Regions from separate parts of the Homo sapiens genome. Here region 2 is linked to region 1. The links are chromatin contacts, found by Hi-C or POLR2A ChIA-PET in ENCODE. All regions are on one chromosome and are shown on one strand. The core of a region is the stretch at or near the end of the contact, and the rest is flanking DNA. Distances in the headings are between cores, read along the strand shown.

The links. Hi-C counts contacts between places; a loop is a spot of excess contacts on that map. ChIA-PET counts read pairs that join two places held with the same protein, here RNA polymerase II (POLR2A). Pooled maps may share reads with other maps.
Region 2: a loop to region 1 is called in a pooled map, with 6 times the contacts of the local background. The contact joins the promoter of LINC02318 here to the promoter of AK7 in region 1. A Hi-C loop is called at or near these places in 2 of 37 single-sample maps with no recorded cell type and 3 of 50 pooled maps. POLR2A ChIA-PET finds 5 or more read pairs at or near these places in 1 of 52 experiments (WTC11).

Annotation. Positions count from the first base shown.
Region 1 is chr14:96,389,772-96,396,376 of GRCh38, forward strand. AK7 (adenylate kinase 7) reads left to right here and starts at 2,357. Exons shown (of 18, transcript NM_152327.5): 1 at 2,357-2,488. The coding sequence starts at 2,384. RefSeq lists a silencer at 1,917-2,426.
Region 2 is chr14:95,570,253-95,576,857 of GRCh38, forward strand. It overlaps LINC02318 (long intergenic non-protein coding RNA 2318), which reads left to right and starts at 3,310. Exons shown (of 3, transcript NR_146450.1): 1 at 3,310-3,432. RefSeq lists enhancers at 5,567-6,489, 6,490-6,605.

The DNA of each region.
Region 1 (6,605 bases), core at 1,107-3,606:
CCTGTAATCTCAACACTTTGGGAGGCCGAGGCGGGTGGATCACAAGGTCAGGAGTTCAAAACCAGCCTGGCCAAAATGGTGAAACCCCCATTCTCTACTCAAAATAGAAAAACTAGCCGGGTGTGGTGGCACGCGCCTGTAATCCCAGCTACTGGGGAGGCTGAGGCAGGAGAATGGCTTGAACCCAGGAGGCAGAGGTTGCAGTGAGCCGAGGTCGCGCCACTGCACTCCAGCCTAAAGGATAGAGCAAGACTCCATCTCAAAAAAATAATAAATTTGGTATGAGCAAACTGTTCCCAAATTGAGTTGGCAAAACTTCAAAGCGTTAGTTTATCAAAACAAGTTTTAATGAGAGTTGCATGTATAGAAAAGAAAATGGGGTGGGGACAGAAAAACGAAATATAAAGGCTCCCATCTGTACAAGTGTGCCTTAGCCTTGCAGGAAAAAAAAGCAATAATTTCACCTTTGGCGACCACTTCAGAAAATGCTTCACATATGTCTTATTTAATCCTAACAGCCTTGTTAGGCTGGTGGTATCACTCCTATTTTACAGACAATTTAACAGCATAGGGAAAGTTAAAAGATTGGTCCCAGCCTCCCACAAATCACTGGAGAGCTGAAACTCAAAGCCAAGTCTCATGAGTGCCTGAAAGCCCAGAGCCTCCAAGCTGTCTGAAGATGTTGGGCCACCTCCGTTTTTTGAAACAACCAGTATTTTTTAAAAAGAAGAAGGCCAGGTGGGGTGCCTCACACCTGTAAATCACAGCACTTTGAGAGGCCGAGGCGGGTGGATCACTTGAGGCCAGAAGTTCAAGACCAGCGTGACCAACATGCTGAAAACCTGTCTCTACTAAAAATACAAAAATTAGCCGGGAACGGTGGTAGGCGCCTGTAGTCCCAGCTACTTCGAAGGCTGAGGCAGGAGAATCGCTTGAACCCGGGAGGCGAGGTTGCAGTGAGCTGAGATTATGCCATTGCACTCCAGTCTGGGTGACAGAGCGAGACTCCATCTCAAAAAAATAAATTAAAAATAAAAAGAACAAGAACGCTGGCGTGGTGGCTCATGCCTGTAATACCAGCACTTTGGGAGGACGAGGCAGGAGAGTTTCTTGAGCTCCGGAGTTAGAGACTAGCCTGGGCAACAAACATAGTGAGACCCTGTCTCTATTAAAAATAATAAAAAGAACGAGAAGAAACCACGCACACACAATTGCTGCAAGTGTTAAATATTTGCATTTAAGGAGTTAATGCTTAAGGCATGAAAACAGTTCAATATGATCAGGCTATTCCAAGGGAACTGCGTATTCTTAGTCCACCACAACCTTTATGGTCCAGTGATCACCGAGGTGAATGTTATCTTTTAATTTGTGGATTTATCTCAGCAACTGCATGTATAATCTCTTGTGGAACGGTCAAGTCTAAATTTCTTCCCTTGGTGAATGTGAGCGAATCCCGGGCGCCTACGGGCTCTGGTCGCCCCCAGCCGACACCAGGGGTCTTCCCGGAACGTGCGTCTGGAAACAACCCCCAAGGGAGCTGAGCCGGCGGACCAAGCCGCACCTGCCGCAAGGCGGGACCACGCTAGCGTCGCTCGGGTGTTCGGGAGCCCGAAACTCCATGGCAACAGCTTTTCTTCGCAGCTGAGGCTTACGTCCCGTCGCCCCGGCCAGACCACCCCATGGGAGCGTGCTGAGTAACTCCCACGTGTCGGGGAGAGGCCTAGGCTGTGGGCCATTCCCTCTTCTTCAGAATTCTCATTATTTTTAGTCATCGGGTCAAGCGGACACAGGGATGTGTTTCCAGACTTTCCGAACAATGGAGATTAAAAAGGCACAGCAATCACATGGCCCCCCGGGACAGACGCCCAGGGAGCTTCGGAAAGAAACCATGCACTGCCCAAGGGCTCCCAGTGGGCAGCAAGCCAGGGTGAGACCCGGGCTGCACGCGCGGCGCCGCGGAAAGCACTCGCAGGGACATCCGCCTGGCGCCCAGCAGCCGACAGCGCGCGCAGTTGCGAGCCCTGAGCCCCGCTTCGCCCGGCGCGCCCCGCCCAGCCCACTGCACTACACACCCCGCCCTGCCCGGCATGCCCCGCCCAACCCCCCGGCACGACTCGCCCCGCCCTACCCGGCACGCCCCGCCCAGCGACCGGCACAGCCTGCCCCGTCCCGCCTGGCACGCCCTGATTAGCGCCGGGCACGACACGCACCGCCCCGCCCGGCACTCCCTGCTTCGCCCACGACACGCCCCTCCCCGCCCGGCAAACTGCCCGGAGCCAAGGCCCCGCCCCCAGAGAGAACCTGCCCCGCCTCCCTGGCCCGGGCCCCGCCTCCTTGGCAAGCGAGTGGCGCTTTCACCTTAGCAACCAGCGCGGCTCCCACCATGGCTGAAGAAGAGGAAACTGCTGCTCTCACGGAGAAGGTTATCCGGACCCAGAGGGTGTTTATAAACCTGTTGGATTCCTACAGCAGCGGAAACATCGGGAAGGTGAGCGGCGGCGGCGGCCCAGAGCCTCACGCCAGCTCTCAGCTCCCAGCCCTCGGCCCCCGGTCCGCAAACCCAGCGAGGGTCTGCGCCCCAGGGCGCTGTCGGGGCCTTTCCTCAGGGAGGGTCCCGCGTCCTGGGCACCACCAATGCCCCCTGGACCCCAGTCCGCACCCAGGCTGGTCAAGAGATTCTACATGGAAGCTCAGGTGTCTGGAAATCACTGGTCCATCCCCTGTTCCTCCTTTTAATGAGGGGAAACTGAGGCTAAGAGGCAGGGACTTGCCCAAGATCACATAGAGAGTTGAGGCCAGAACCTGGACAGAGACTCCAGGTCTCTTGCCCCCTCCTAGGTTCTCTTTCTACCCTTCCATCGATTTTGAAGCAGGCAGCTAAACGAGAAAATAAATCAATTTTTTTTTTTTGAGACGGAGCCTTGCTCTGTCGCCCAGGCTGGAGTGCAGTGGCGCGATCTCGGCTCACTGCAAGCTCCGCCTCCCGGGTTCACGCCATTCTCCTGCCTCAGCCTCCGAGTAGCTGGGACTACAGGCGCCCGACACCGCGCCCGGCTAATTTTTTGTATTTTTAGCAGAGACGGGGTTTCACTGTGTTAGCCAGGATGGTCTCGATCGATCTCCTGACCTCGTGACCCACCCGTCTCGGCCTCCCAAATTACAGGCCGAGTAAATCCAAAAGGGATTACAGGCGTGAGTAAATCAAATTTTTATATTGCCCATGAAGCGTTTTTCATTCATCCATCCCTTCAATATATGGTTTTTGAGCATCTATTATGGACCAGACACTGTTTGGGTCCCCGAGTTCCATTAAGTTTCCTCACCTTTCTGTGTCTTTATCCCTGGAAAATGAAGATATTCAGAAAAAGGGCTCTGGGGCCCTTCATGCTAATATGATCAGTTGTCAAAAGAAAGCCATGATTTTATCATTCCCTGTGGGTAGGACCCGTCCATCTGAATTCTGTCCTCTAGAGCTACAGAGAAATCTAATCTCACCCTGGACAGACTTCTCTGAGGCTAATGACTGCACTTTCGAACAGGACAAATCTGCTTAAAATAGGATGAGGCTACAGTACGTACAATCTGTATTAGTTTTCTAGGGCTGTGGTAACCAATTGCCACAAACTGGATGACCTTATAAAACAGAAATTATTCTCTCGCAGTTCTTGAGGGCAGAAGTCCAAGATCAAGGTGTCAGCAGGGTTGGTTTCTACTGGAAGCTCCAGGGGAAGAACTGTTGCTTGCCCCTCTCCTAGCTTCTGGTAGTTGCCAATAATTCTTGGCACCCCTTGGCAGTAGACTCCAATCTCTGCCACCTTCTTCACATGGTGTTCTCTCCCCTGTGTCTCTGTGTCAAAACTTCCCTCTTCTCATAAGGACACCAGTTGTTGGATGAGGACTCACCCTATCCAATATGGCTTCATTTTAACTTGATTACATCTGCAAAGACCCTATTTCCAAATAAGGCCACATTCACAGGTTCTAAGAGGACAGGAATTTGGTGGGGGTAGACGCTATTTAACCCAGTGTACCATCTAAAATGCATCCATCAAAAAACAGAGATTTAGGGTGGGCGTGGTGTAATACTAGCACTTTGGGAGGCCGAGGTGGGTGGATCACCTGAGGTCAGGAGTTCGAGACCAGCCTGGCCAACATAGTGAAACCCTGTCTCTACTAAAAGTACAAAAATTAACCGGGCGTGGTGGCAGGCGCCTATAATCTCAGCTGCTCTGGAGGCTGAGGCAGGAAAATCACTTGAACCCAGGGGGCGGAGGTTGCAGTGAGCCGAGATTGCACCACTTCGCTCCAGCCTGGGCAACAGAGTGAAACTCCATCTCAAAAAAAAAAAAAATGGTGACATTTAATCTAACATACACAGGATGAGGCTCAAGCCAGAGAAAATAGTTCTCAGAGGGCACAGCAAAAGCACAGGTTCCAAAGTAGGAATAGGGTTGGCGGTTTTTGTATGCACAGTGCTAGGGGGCAGTGCACCAGGGCTTCCTGGGCCCACTTCATTAGGTGCAGCAAGTACCATGCCCAGGGCCCATGAGACTTTTAGGGGCCCACAAAAAGTGTGCTAATTTCTTTTAAAATCAGAAGGAAACAAATGAAATCTTAGAGTCAATGAATGTGTTTTTCTTTATAGCATGCAATTGAGAAATATAATGTTTAAATTTTTTTTTTAATGGAGGAAGGGGCCCAGGGAGCCCAGAATGTGGCCCTACTCAGCTCCTAAGCCGGGATGCACTCATGGTCTGTGCTCCATAGAAATTTATTACATAGATTAGTGGAGCAGAGGCCAGCACAGAGGGCCAGGTCATGGATGGCCTTGGCCAGGAGTTTGGTTTATCCTCTAAATTCAGTGGGAAGCCTTGAACAACGCAGGGGTTAGGGGTTTTGTTTTTCAAAAAGATACAGATACAGGCTGGGCACAGTGGCTCATGCCTGTAATCCCAGCAATTTGGGAGGCCAAGGCAAGCGGATCACTTGAGGTCAGGAGTTCGAGACTAGCCTGGCCAACATAGCAAAATCCCATCTCTACTAAAAATACAAAAATTAGCCAGGTGTGGTGGCTTGCGCCTGTAATCCCAGCTACTCCAGAGGCCGAGGCAGGAGAATCATTTGAACCTGGGAGACAGAGTTTGCAGTGAGCCGAGATCACACCACTGCACTCCAGCCTGGGCAACAGAGTAAAAATCTGCCAAAAAAAGAGATACAGATATAGAGAAGACAGTCGAAACTCTGCACATAACTCTTATTTATTTATGTATGTTTAGAGACATGGGTCTCATTAACGTCGGCCAGGCTGGACTCGAGCTCCTGGGCTCAAGTGATCTTCCCACCTCAGTGTCCTGAGTAGCTGGGACTGCAGGCTGTGTATAACTTTTGTCTCCCCAGAACTAAACTACTAATAACCTATTGTTAACAGGAACCCTTACCAATAACATAAAAAGTCAACACATATTTTGTACACATCAAATATACTGCGTTCTTACAATAAAGTAAGCTAGAGGAAAGAAAATGTTTCTAAGAAAATCATAAAGAAGACAAATATATTTACTATTCATTAAACAGAAGTGGGTTGTCCTAAAGGTCTTCATCCTCTTTGTGTTCATGTTGCATAGGCTGAGGCAGAGGATGAAGAAGAGGGGCTGGTCTCAGGGGTGGCAGAGGTGGAAGAAAAGAAGTGGATGAGTGGACCTACAAAGTTCAAACCGGTGTTGTTCAAGGGTCACCTGTACAAAAAACGGAGGTGATATGAACATGATTGAGATTAGGAATGAAGGAGAATCTGGGCATGGTGGCACACGCCTACCTTCCCAGCTGCTCAGGAGGCAGAATGGGGAGGATCACTTGAGCCCAGTTTGAGGCTACAGTGAGCTGTGATCGCATCACTGCATTCCAGCCTGGGAGGTATACATAGGGCAGAGTAAAACCTTGTCTCTAGAAAAAAAAAAAAAAAAAAAAAAAAAAGAATGAGGGAAGGGAGTTTATCTCCTTCCTTAAATTAATCCCCTTTTGATTTTGAATTTTTTTTTTTTTTTTTTTTTTTTTTTTTTGAGACAGAGTCTTGCTCTGTTGCCAGGCTGGAGTACAGTAGCATGATCTTGGCTCACTGCAACTTCCACCTCCTGGGTTCAGGCGATTCTCCTGCCTCAGCCTCCCGAGTAGCTGGGATTACAGGCATGTGCCACCATGCCCAGCTAATTTTTGTATTTTTAGTAGAGACGGAGTTTCACCATGTTGGCCAGGATGGTCTCGATCTCCTGACCTCGTGATCTGCCTGCCTTGGCCTCCCAAAGATCTTGATTATTTTTTATAACAATATTTTTGTAATGAAACTTCTTTTAGTATACAGAGATCTTTTTCTAGCAATCCTCCTGCCTTGGTCTCCCAAAGTGCTGGGATTATAGGCATGAGCCACCACGCTCTGTCCAGAGATCTTTTTCAAAAACTTTTCAATAACAGAATTTTCTAGTTGGTCCTTAATTAATTAGGGCCTTTCTCAAATTCCAGGTAATTACTGATCATCTGCTCCAAGGAATATGGGAGTGGGAATATGAGGAATATAAGAGAAATGGAAGCTGTGTCTCGTCGTTAGGCTT
Region 2 (6,605 bases), core at 2,060-4,559, 820 kb before region 1:
TATAGGTAGGCACCACCACACCAGACTAATTTTTGTATTTTTAGTAGAGACAGGGTTTCACCATGTTGGCCAGGCTGGTCTTGCACTCCTGACCTCAAGTGATCTGCCCGCCTCGGCCTCCCAAAGTGCCAGGATTACAGGCATGAGCCACCGCACCCAGGCTTCATTTCTTTTTTCTAACTTTTCTTGGTTATCTTTCCAGCTTCCTCTTCCCGATGAACTTTAGAATCATTTTGTCAACAGATTTTCTTTTTAATTTATGCTCACCTACACACATTCAAGGCATTGAAAAATAGCCGCAATTTCAGCCTGTCCTCAGCCCTGCAAAACATGGGCGGCGTTTGGCAGGAGATGCTTCCGCTTTCACCTTCTGAGAGCCAGTGGTCACCAGCCTCACCTCTCTGCTGGCACCTGGCAAAGGGAAAATAACTTGCTGAGGACTCTGGGAGGATTTGCTCATCTCTCCATCAGCCTCACCCTGGCAGTGGGATTTCTGCTTCTCCTTTGAAAGGCAGTCTGGTGAGACGCTGATAGTGATGCTGATCTGATGCTGGTGCTGATTCTAACGCCAATGCCAATTTTATCAGTTATATAATAACAGCAACATGAATAGTATTTTTTGAGTATTTGTTCTGGGTCAGAAACTGTGCCAATCATTTTACATATTTTATCTCCTCTAATGTAGTCAATATGGTACAGGAGTTGGAAGCTTTTTCTGTAAAGCATAAAAGCATAAATATTTTCAGCTTTGCTGGCCATACGTTCTCTATTGCAACTATTCAACATTCTTTTTCTTTTCTTTTTTTCTTTGTTTTTTTGGAGACAGAGTCTCACTCTCTCACCCAGGCTGGAGTGCAGTGGCGTGATCTCAGCTTACTGCAGCCTCTGCCTCCCAGGTTCAAGCAACTCTCCTGCCTCAGCCACCCAAGTAGCTGGGATTACAGGCATGTGCCACCACGTCTGACTAATTTTTGTATTTTTAGTAGAGATGGGGTTTTGCTATGTTGTCTAGGCTGGTCTCAAACTCCTGAGCTCAAGTGCTATTCCCACCTTGGCCTCCCAAAGTGCTGTGATTACAGGCGTGAGCCACTGTGCCCAGCCTCAACTTTGCTTGTATAGTGCAAAAACAGCCATAGCCAATACGTAAACAAATGGGCATGGCTGTGTTCAAATAAACATTTACAAAAACACTCAGTGTGTTGAATTTGGCCCACAGACCATAGATTGCCAACCCTAGCAGAAAGGAATGGCTCAGAGGGGAGACTCTTCAGCCAGACTGCTTGGATTCGAAACCAAGCTCTGGCACTTTTTGCCTCTGGAGCCTTAGGTGAATTATTTAGCCTCTTTGTGGTGAAGTCCCTCAACATTCTTCCTTTCCCTTTTTGTATAATAGGTTTTTGCCAGGCACAGGGCAGTCCAGAATAGAGACTCCATTCCTCAGCTCCCTTGTAGCTATGTGAGGCCATGTGCCTACGTCCCACCCAGTGGGATCTGAGCCAAAATGTCATGTTAGTTTCTGGGAGGTCTTCCTCAAGAGACAGCCCCTGTCTCATTTTTTGGTCTTTGCTTTGTTTTATAATCCCTTCCTCTATCGTGCTGTTCTCATTGGTGCTGCCAGCATGGCCCATGGGCTTTAGTCAAGGCACTGTTGATGGGTGCCCAGCTGCATTTCAGACTTGTTATGGACTGGGAACACCTAGGTATGTACTGCTCATTCCTCACTATACCCCTTAGATGGGAATGCTATTTTATTTATCCTTTTACTCTCTCTCCATTGTGTACTAGCAGTGGTACATGAGGGGAGACATAATTGTCTCTTTCATTTTCATATTTTTAGATTGAGAGGAACAGCACTTGAGAAGTTGTACCTGAAGAGCCTCATCCACACCTGCACTTGATCTCTATGATGAGGTCCTGGACCTTAAGCCTGAACCTGATGCCATGGTGGACTGAAAGTCAGGATGTCTTAGGAGGCCACGAGTCAATTTTGCATGTGAAAAGAATGTACATAGTGGCTAGAGGCTGGATGATGCTAGCTTGCCTCCAAAGATAACCACTATTAATTATTTTACCTGTATGCACATGCTACTTTCCCATCGAGAAGTGAAGTCTCTTCTTCTAACTCCTTGAATCCAATTTGTGCTTTGACCAATAGATACAAGAGATGATATCCAAGGCTAGGTCATAAGAAGCTTTATCGCTGCCAGCTGAGTCTCCTGAAAAGTTTGCTCTTGGTATATACCCTTTGGGAATCCAATCACCACGCTGTGAGACAGCCCCAAGCCCACACAAAGGCCATGTGTGGGACTTTTGGTTCCTATAGCTCCAGCTGAGCTTCCAGCTGACAGCCAGTGTCAACTGACAGCATTGTGTCTGCACCAACTTGGACAGCAGGCCCAGTTGAGCCTTCAGGTGACTGCACCTAGATCGCCATATGACTGAAACCTTGTGAGAGGGCCCATGTGAGAACTTACTCCCTAGCTGAGCCACATCAACCCACAGAACCATGGGTGATAATTATAAATTGTTTTAAGCGACTCCGTTTTGGGGTGGTTTGATGTGTTAGTAGCAGTAAATCCATACTTGTCAGTAGCAACCTCAATTCTCGCCTCCTCAGAAGAAAGAATTCAGTCGAGGGGCATAAGGCAGAGTGAGAGACTGAGGCAAGTTTTAGAGCAGGAGTGAAAGTTTATTTAAAAGTTTTAGAGCAGACCAGGCACTGGGCCAGGTGGCTCACAACTGAAATCCTAGGGGAGGCCGAGGTGGGCGGATCACTTGAGGTCAGGAGTTCCAGACCAGCCTGGCCAACCATGGCCAGCATGGTGAAACCCCGTCTCTATTAAAAATACAAAAATTAGCTGGGCATGGTGGTAGGCACCTATAATCCCCGCTACTCAGGAGGCTGAGGCAGGAGAATCACTTGAACCCAGGAGGCGGAGGCTGCAGTGAGCAGAGATTGCACCACTGCCCTCCAGCCTGGGCGACAGAGGGAGACTCCATCTCAATCAATCAATAAAATCAAAATAATAAAAAATGAAAGTTTCAGAGCAGGAATGAAAGACAGTAAAATACACTTGAAAGAGGGCCAAGTGGGTGACTTGATTCAAGTGCATGGTTTGACTCTTGACTTGGGGTTTTATCTGTTGGCATGCTTGTGAGGTCTACGTCTCTTCTCCCCTGATTCTTCCCTGAGGTGGGCTGTCTGCATGCACAGTGGTCTGCCAGCACCTGGGACAGGAACATGCGCAGTGTGTTTAACTGGAGTTGTGCGCATGCTCACTTAAGGCGTTCTTCCCTTACCAGCTGAAAGTTTCTAGACGAAGGGCATATACCAGTTAAACTCCGCCATTTTGCCTCTCAGTGTTCAAGCTTGAGCCCACGCATCCAACTCCTGAGATCTTACTGGGAAGCTGCTGATCATCAGTTTCAGGTGTTTCTATCTTTTGGGAGACTGCCCTTCCCTGATGCTAGCTGTAACCAATTATTATTTTAGAGAGACAGTTAATGACCACCTGACCATCACCTGACGGTCAGCTGACATTCCTGGTCGGGAGGAGCCCTCTCCTGCCCTGCTTATGTCTGCCTGACTACCTACTGTAATGGACGCAGCCAGCTGGAACATCGGCTTTGCTCGGTATCATGTAGTATTAGATTTCCCGGGCTCCTTTGCCATCTGGGTTCTTGGTAGTTTGGGCTAATGGGAAGCACTAGTGGGAGACTCAAAGGTGGGAGGAAGGAAGAAACCTTCCTTCTTTCCTTTTCTGCTTCTTTCTCTCTCTCTGCTTTTGTTGGCATCTCCTGCAATGGCTGTATCTCTTCCTTGAATCTATGTCTCCTCAGAGAGACCCTCCCTCTGTGGTTCCATCCCCCAGGGGGCAGCTCTCATTGTATTCTAGCTCCTACCAGGCTGCCCCAGCTTCTAGCTCCTGGCAAATGTCTGTTACCCTTCCAGCCTCAGGGGTGGCAGCAGCTCACTGTCATTGCTACACCGTCCCATTGGGCTTCTCATCATTTTCCTCACCCGTGTAACCGACTTCTAGGATTTAAATTCTTTCTACTTGAAACACCTAAAGTGGCCTCTGTTTTCCTAATTTGACCCTGGAGGATACAGCGTGTAAGAGGATAACATAGTCTAGTCCAGCAGGCCAAGGAAGGTTTCCCTCCAGAAGGGGTGTTTGAGTCAAGGTCTCAGAAATGACTAGGCTTTCCGGGCATAGGAGATAAAGAAGTGTAATGGCCCGAGGGAAAGGCAGATTGACATATTACAAGTACTGGGGCAGGCCGGGCACGGTGGCTCACTCCTGTAATCCCAGCACTTTGGGAGGCCGAGGTGGACGGATGAAGAGGTCAGGAGATGGAGTCCATCCTGGCTAACACGGTGAAACCCCGTCTCTACTAAAAATACAAAAACAAAATTAGCCGGGCGTGGTGGCGGGCCCCTGTAGTCCCAGCTACTCAGGATGCTGAGGCAGGAGAATGGCGTGAACCTGGGAGGCGGAGCTTGCAGTGAGCCGAGATTGCACCACTGCACTCCAGCCTGGGCGACAGAGCGAGACTCCGTCTCAAAAAAAAAAAAAAGGACTGGGGCAAAGTGGGCAATGTTGCTGTGCCACAAAGAAACCGAGAGGGGGACTGTCATGAGATAAGGTTGAAGTTTGCAGGGCCAAAGCAGGGGGCTGGCAATCCTTAGTGCCAGTTAGAATCACCTGGAGATTAAATATATATAAACATATAGTTTGTATATATTTATATATAATATATATTTAATATGTTTATACTGATATAAGTATATATCAGTATAAATATATATTTAATATATCAGTATATAGAAACAAATATTTAAATATATAGATATATTTTATATTTTTATAGATATATATTATATATAATATAGAAAAATCAATAAAAATATATACTGATAAAATATATCAGTATACATGTATATATACACCAGTATATATAAATATATATTAGTATATTATATATATACTGATGCTCAGACCTCATCCCAGATTAACTGAATCAGAATCCCTTGGGATTGGGCCAATATGATTCCTATATGCAGTCAGGGTTGAGAACCGCTGGGCCTTGACCATGCAGGGCCTTGTCAGCCATGATCTTTATCCTGATCAATGGGAAGATCCCAAAAGGTGGTGGGTTCTCTGGCTGTAGGGTGGGGAAGTGATTGGAGGGGTCAGGAATTGAGGCAGAAAATCCTGTAGGCAGCTATTTTAGCAGATCAACATGCTACTGGCTTGCTGAGCATGGGAAGGGACAAAAACTGGTTCTGTACTTGCTGGTGAGATTCTCCAGACTGACCCCACTCAGTTCCTCACATCTGCCATCTTGCTCTGGATTTTCCTACTCCCTGTTGGTTCCCTTCAGCTGGGCTCTGTCCTCGTGTTCATCTGCCCTGGAAAGTTTCCTGCTAATGAACCCTCCCCAGTACCCATCCCTCTTTCTCCTGGGCAGATGGATGCAGCCATTCCACATCCCTGCAGAGGCTATTCTGGCAGAACCTAATATCCTAAACTCCTTAAGTACCCTGAATTTTAAAATTGTGATTGTATTTGGCAGTGTTAATCAAAAATTGGAAGTACTGGAATTAGAACCTTTGGCCAGAGACTCTCCGAGTTGAAAGCCCTCCCTTAGAAATAGCCTCTTCCAACCCCTGAATTTCATTATCCAAGAAGATCCATGAGCTCTGGAGAGTTCAGGACCCAGGTCTCCTAAGGACTTCTGCTTCCCTGGCTTTCCTTCACATCTTTCTGTCCTAAGGATTTAAGACCATGAATTTGCAAATGCTCTGCCTGAAGTGTGTACTGAAGCTCTGGAGACCTCACCCGGATTCCCAGGGCCATAATTATCATAATAATGTACAAACGAGAATCTTTCTGTAAATTTAAACCACTGCATTTTCACTTCTTGCTTTGAATTTGGTTTTCTTGCAGCTGCTCCCTCCAGGGGAGCCAGAAGGCTTATTGTCCCAAGGCAGGAGAGGCTGTGTGAGACCTGGTTTTGAAAGCTTTGAGAAGAGAAGAAGTGCTGGGATTCCTTTATCTCCTCCATTAGCATATCAAGGACAAAGCCTAGAGGCTCTTAGGGATCCCCATGGTCTGCTTGGGGAAGACCAGGCCACCATTGAGAGTGGAGTCAGGGAGGCTCTGGGAGAGCAGCCAGCCCCATGGGAACCTAGAGAGTCATGGGAGAGAAAGGAGGAGGTACTAGAGGTTGGAAGGCCAATGAGGCAGAAGCTTGTTTTCTGATTTTTCTTCCTGGGCCCAAGTCTGGAAGATAGGGTGTTGGATCCATGAGGATATTCATGGCAAGGAGGAGGCTGTTGCCTCTGGCCCTGGAGCCCACCTTCAGAAAGGTGCCAGGAGGGTCAGCTGAGGAACCTTAAGTTTTCGCTTTCTCCTGAGTGGTACAGAGGCTGAATGAACTGCCCAAGGGCCTGGCCTGGGCAAGGGAAGGTGGCACTCAGGCCAACGGGCTGGCTGGAGGTGACAGCAATGGCAATCCAAGAGGGATCCTGCACCTCTAACAAGCCCCAAGATCAGACTGAGAGTTACCCTGGCCCCCAGGGGCTCCAGGGGCAGAGGTGA